2 separate regions of the Homo sapiens genome follow, and region 1 is linked to region 2. Evidence: chromatin contacts called from ENCODE Hi-C data. All regions are on one chromosome and are shown on one strand. The core of a region is the stretch at or near the end of the contact, and the rest is flanking DNA. Distances in the headings are between cores, read along the strand shown.

Region 1 (3,057 bases), core at 517-3,016, 4.2 Mb before region 2:
AAGTATATGCATCTGAGAGCTTAGAGAGACCTCAGAAGGAAAACTGCCAGGTCGAGCCTCCTCCCCTTAGGTTAGCAGTGTTGATCAGCCTCTGTCATCCACCAAACCAAAGCCTAGCTTTGAGTTATTCTCATCTAATCTAATTGCAGACATCACTGAAGGTCCTTGACGCAAACAAGAAAAACCTCTTCTCATTTAGTCTCTATTAATGATTACAGAAAAAAAATAAACAGGTGAACTCACTGCTAATTACACTAAGCAAAGGGAAGAGATTCTGGGTACGCCCAATAGGGGCACCTTTGGCTGTGCTGTGTGACCTCCTCGAAGTTACTATGTATGCCAACTGATCCTCCCACACACACCCATTCTTAAAACACCCGGCGCATTACCATACTACAACCTTTTAAAAACTATCCCACAAAAGAAAGAAAACGTCTCTCACCCACTCTAAGGGATACTGGGAACATTTCTGCTTTCAAACACACTGCCTTTAAAATTTTAAAGACCTAATTCATTTTCTGTGATAAAAAGTTTACTTCCAAAAAAGTGGCTAGCACAGTTTCCAGCATATAGTAGGCTTGTATTAAATACTAGTTGCACACATGACAAAAATGATCGTTCTGAATAATTTTCACAGCTGTAGAACAGTTACAACCTTCTCAAGATATGAAGCTTTTACCTCCACAAACTAGAAAAAAAGGGCGGGGACTATTTTAAAGCCAATCTGTAAGGCACGGCAAGAAAGTTGCAAATATTTGCATTCATTTAACGGTAATTTCTGAGTCTGTAAAACAAAAGGAAATGCTCAACGAGAAAATAAAAAACCTTGTGCAGAGCTTTGAAACTGTGGAGTTGGGACTCTTGACACCCTGGTGTGCACGCAGATGACTCTGAAGGTGACAAAGGGAAAGTGTTTGCACTGAGGACTTTGATAAAGGATCTTTCCGCTGTGGAATTCCAGGTTACTGCTGGCATTCTTTTGAAACCTTCCAACCTAGCTGCGAGCCAAGGGAGTACGGTTCCTTCGCCAAAATTCAAGAGATTCCCAGAGAACCCCACGGCGGGGCGTCTGCGCCTTCCTCCCGCTGACATCAAGAGCACCGTGCCTTTCAAGTCACCCAAAATCTCAGTCTTTGTAGCCTTCCTTGAAGCGAAAGGGCAGCCACAGCTCTTAACCAACCCCAAGAGAGGGCCGTGTCGTCCTGCACGGCGACACGGTCCCGTGAGAGAACTGCTTTGGGAAATACTCCCGCTCCGCGCTGGCCTCAGGAAAGGGCCGTGACCCCCTCCCTAAGACGGGTCCAGACACCGCCCTCCAGCCGCGCAGACAAAGGACCGGCCCCCGGCGCGCCCCCGGCCCGGCACGGCCACTCACCGCTCAGATAGTTGGTCCACTTGTACAGCACCCCCTCCATGGCGCCCGCGGCCACTCGGCCCACGCCCGCCGGCCCCCTCACTGCCCCAGGCCCCAAGAGGCGAGGAGCACCAGCAGCAGGGCCATCGCCTGGCGCTGCCCAGACGCCCACTCCCGGCGCCCGGGCCCGGTGTGGGGACGCCCGGCCCGCCTCACATCCTCGGCCCGGGGGCGGGGTCACTGCGGCGGCCTCGGCGCTTGAAGCCCAGCCAGCCGGTGAACCCGTGGGGCGAAGCCGGCACGCTGTTCACAAGGAGGCCCGGGTCCGGGCCCTACGTGGGTCGGAGGGGCAGCCGAAGCCTCCAAAGTGCGGCGAACGAGCTGCCGGTCGCAGGCGGCGCCACGGCGCACCACCTGAACCCTCGACTCGCCGGGCCCGGGACGCGCTCGCGCATGCCCAGGGCGCCGCTCGCGCGCCCCTTCCCAAAATCCACTCCGGGATTTCGCGGCAGCGGCGGCGGGGCGGAGTTTGCGGGAACGGCCCGCAGGGAAATTGAGTCCCGAGACGCGGACTGCGGACTAGGCGACGGGAGGAGGGAGGCCCCTGAGACAAGTGTGGAGCGCAGTTCTGACTGTAAATGGTGCCCGCCGTTTGAGGGTCTACGTGACCTCTCACGATACCTCCTGAGTTCTAGTCCCTATTCTTGTTCCAAAGCTGCCTAATTGATCTCACACACTTGAGGTAACCAATAACAGGGCGTAAAGAGATTATTGGAATTTCAGGGTAGAATACTATGAGGCCAGTGTAAACAGATGTTGTCCAGACTCTAAGGTCTCACTATGGAAGTGTTGATCTACTGACCCGGAGCACTGACATCACCTAAGAGCTTGTTAGAAATGCAGAATCTTGCACCCACCCCAGACCTCCAGATCAAAATCTGCATTTTAAACAAGATCTTCAGGGGGATTCCTATGCACATAGAGTGCGGATATGCACTGTGTTAAGGTTATTAGACCAGAAAAAATGTTAACTACAGATTAAGTGGAAAGAGGAGGTGAGAAAAGACTACAATACGATTTAAATCGCTTTAAGTATATGTCACAGAAGCATGCACCAAAATATTAAGAGGATTGTTTGCGGCTGGTGGTGGTATCGGCGAGCTTTCTTTTTCTTTAAAGTTGCCTGATTTAGTAAATAAAAATGCAAAACCATTATTCGTTATGTATCTGAAATTCCAACTTGATTCGACTCCCCAATATTATCTGGAAATCTTACTTTAGTGCTTTCCAATTTCTTCCAAAATGACTTCAATGAACATGCATTACTTTTGAACTTAGGCAAAAAATGTAAAACTAGAAAATGTAAACTACGATGAGGCTGTGTAATTCGTAACCATGATTACCATTTCTTCTTTAAAGCGGAAGTCTGCAAGTCGAAACTCATTATTTACCCTGTAAGGTAACTTAAGGGATAAATTATTAGCAGCCATAACATGACGTGGTGCTGTGGAATGAATCAGACCTGGTTTGAAGGCAGAGCTCATTTGCTTCGGGGCCAAACAACCTTAAGCAGGACAGTTAATATCTCCTGGTGTAAATTTACTTCTCTTTTAAATGGGAAAAAAGAACCTGCCTTACTGGGTGTAGTGAGGTTCATGCAACGGGAACGCGCTTTGTGAACCCTCAAGCAGTATGTCAGTCTT
Region 2 (3,094 bases), core at 472-2,971:
TTAAATGTAATCCACATACTGATGTAAATTTAAAAAGACAGTAATTAAGCAAATTTTCCTACCTTTGTTACATGTCAAAAAGTATTTAGAAGAATAAACGTTACACCATACTGACCTAACAAGAAAACTTTTCCATTCCCCTTGATCTTATAATTTTCCACAAACCATTATTCTCCACTGAGAGCACTCTTAACTTCTTACTAATACAGAAATTCTTCGGAATCCTCTATCATTTCTGTGCTGGAGGCCCAGAAATTGCAGAATCGGAAAGGTGTAATTTGTTTTCCAGTGGAGAGAGAAAGAATTTTGGCTGTGAATTTTAATTTCTGTTTAAATAAAGGCCCATAGCCTGCCAAAAGAAGTAATTCTTTCTTACTTTTTTTTTCGTGAAACGGCCTTGTTGACAACTCAGATTTTAAAATGTAATCCAAATTAAGGAACAAAGACTTCCAAATTTAATTTGGAGCAAACAAACTACCATAATAACTTTTCTGAAAACTGTAAAAATGTTACCCAGTATAAACGCGCAGACAATATGTTTTAAAACTTAGGTTCCTGAAGATCGTGTTCATCCTTTCATTTTCCAGGTATTTGTCACTTGACATCTTATTTCATAAATCGTGAAAAGGTACGTCTATGTTCAGTTCGACCTAAAACAGGGAAAATTTTTGTAAAAAAAAAAAGAAGAAAAAAGAAAAAAAAAGATCAAATCAATCACAAGAAGAATTCTCTTATTAAAAAACTGTCAACCGAGTATCCCTGGGGCATTTTACTGTTGGAAACAATTTTAACACATACATCATTCATAAGCAATTCATAAATGCTTAGCTCGAAAGAATTTTCCATCCTTTCTCTGCTTCAGTGCAACTCGGCTCTCCCTAGCTCTGCTAGTGGAAAATTAGGAAGACAGGGAATTCATAGCAAAGGAAAAAATGAATTCTAGTGAAGGAATAATTTTTATTGCACAAAAATTTTGCTTCACACACGGCCAGCCAGGAGCAGTGGCCCTTACACAGATTAAAATAAAATTAATTTGGGGGCGGATAGATTGGTGATCTCTACTTATTTCATGTTACAACTCTTAACGACTTGTAAGAACCAACGAAAAAAATGCATTTAGAAACAGAATTCTCTCAAAAGGGCGAATTAAGACGAATTTTTTCAGAAAGCCATTTATTTCCTTCAGGCCCTTGGCTCAGTCTGGCGAGGCTGGCGGGAGACCCGCCCATACCCCCCGGGAGACAGGCGGGACACCGGGTTCTCGAGTTACAAAGCAGCCCTGGGTGCCCGCCCACTATTTATGCAAAATAAACACGCCCTCTTTATTAAACCAGCCAATGATCAAACGGCATCCTGCCCGGCGGGAGGTGGGGCCGAGGAAGGAAGCACTCAGCAAACCCAGCTCCGCGCGCCTCGGCCCGCTCCGCCTCTTCCTCGTGCCCTTCCTCCTCCGTGCTCCGCCCGCAGCTAGGCCCCTCCCACTCAGCTGGCGTCTGTGCGCTCCGGGAAGAGGTGGGAAATTGGGCGGAGCCGGGGGCGGGGGGAGATGCTCGCGGTTTCTCATTTACATGCAGCCACACTATTGGCTTAGGCTGGCGGTGAAAGGACAAATTAGGGGCGGGTAGCTTGTCAAAGTGCACTTCACGGATTGGCTTAGGCTTACGATGACGTAAGAAGGCCGTTTAAGCAAATGAGAGCGCAGGGCTAATGCGCCTCCTCCCTCTCGCCCCACCTCTGTGTGAGCGACCCAGTGAAAGATGAGCCCTTGAGGCACATTCCCTAGTAGATTTAAATGACAAATCTAGAAAGAAGCGGTTTAAATATTTATGAAGAGGCGGAGAGGTGTAGAGTGTCTTCCGGAAACGCTTCTGATTGGCTGGTGTTTTCAAGCAAGTGTTAGCTTTATGAAATGAGTGAGTACCCCCAGATCAATTCAATGATTATGTTTCGTGCTTCGGTTTTTCTTCTTCCAAAAGCGCCACACCATATACATCTATTTATTTTCTCAGTAATTGGTTGCATGTGTGGTCCGAGGGGCTCACTTTTGTCACATTTTCACTCTCAATATATTTTGTTTTTTGTAAATCATGTCTTATTTTCATCAATTTTAAAATGCAAAGATCTGGGACAGATGGAAACAATTAGAACCTCCGCTCTGCTGATGTGTATAATCTTATTAGTTTAATGGGTCACAGGGTGCAGGACCTATTTCCTATAGATCAAAGTGAAAACAAACACGGTTAATATCCCATTTTGTTTTAGAACCACATCGGATCGGGTTCCCTCTCTGGGCCGTGGTAATGACAATATTAAGAGAGCTTGGGTTGCCTTGAAGTTTAGAGGGAAAATTGAGTCATGAAGCATTTTGGTTTAAAAATGCATTGATATTAACACCAGGTAGCCGGTTGCCAGGTCCCTGAGCTCTCTTGCGTTTATCACAACAGCATGGCTTTTTAAAGGATTTCAGTAATGCTCGTTTTGATCTTTTGCCTTAAAGCAAGTGAAAAATCATGCTTATTTGGTTGTTAATTATACCAGTTCTCAGGTTTCCTCTATTCAGGCTCAGTGCAAAACTTCCGAGCCCTTGGTGTAATTTTCAACTATGACTTCTTAATGATTTTTTTTCTTCATCTGTGGATAGTAGTCACAGACTCTTTTCAGAATTTAATTTAAAAAAAAAAGTTAAGGAGCCACATGACCGCCACCCAAAATGCAGCATTTCATTTCAGGGAGTTCCTGACCGCCTAAGGCCACTCCATAGACTCCTAAATATCTGTGAACTCCGGTATCAGAACCCACACCTTAAGGAAATGTCTTTCATATTTTGAGTTGTGTTCGGTTGTGTTATTCCGAGGCCAAAATATAATCTTCTAAGCACCTACGGGGTTGGACCAGAGCCTCTCTCTTCGTGACAAAGACCCCCTTTGGAAACCTCCCGCAGCAACTTCTCACCCCAATAAATTAAATGCAGCCGCAGTGTGGTCCATTACACTGGAGTGTGAGGTGACGGCCCCTGTCAAAGGTGAACGGCCCAGTACAGCCCCTTAAATATTCCTACAGATAATAAATATCTGTGTAAGGAAGGGATGTAAAA

The links. Hi-C counts contacts between places; a loop is a spot of excess contacts on that map. Pooled maps may share reads with other maps.
Region 1: a map of CD4-positive, alpha-beta memory T cell shows a loop between it and region 2 (18-fold over the local background). The contact joins the promoter of PLEKHA8 here to the enhancer-like site in region 2. A Hi-C loop is called at or near these places in 2 of 168 maps with a recorded cell type or tissue (CD4-positive, alpha-beta memory T cell and naive thymus-derived CD4-positive, alpha-beta T cell), 2 of 37 single-sample maps with no recorded cell type and 14 of 50 pooled maps.

The regions. Positions count from the first base shown.
Region 1 is chr7:30,027,121-30,030,177 of GRCh38, reverse strand. It overlaps PLEKHA8 (pleckstrin homology domain containing A8), which reads right to left and starts at 1,766. Exons shown (of 14, transcript NM_001197026.2): 1 at 1,376-1,766. The coding sequence starts at 1,415. FKBP14-AS1 (FKBP14 antisense RNA 1) reads right to left here. Exons shown (of 3, transcript NR_187577.1): 3 at 2,937-3,057. RefSeq lists an enhancer at 1,045-1,164 and a silencer at 1,325-1,654.
Region 2 is chr7:25,860,963-25,864,056 of GRCh38, reverse strand. No RefSeq gene overlaps it. Among named protein-coding and RNA genes, the nearest start is that of LINC03007, 72 kb to the right of the region's middle. RefSeq lists a silencer at 1,292-1,401. Within about 2 kb of position 1,721, at least 2 of the 41 ENCODE cell types and tissues checked have a DNase peak (open chromatin) inside an H3K27ac peak, as active enhancers do.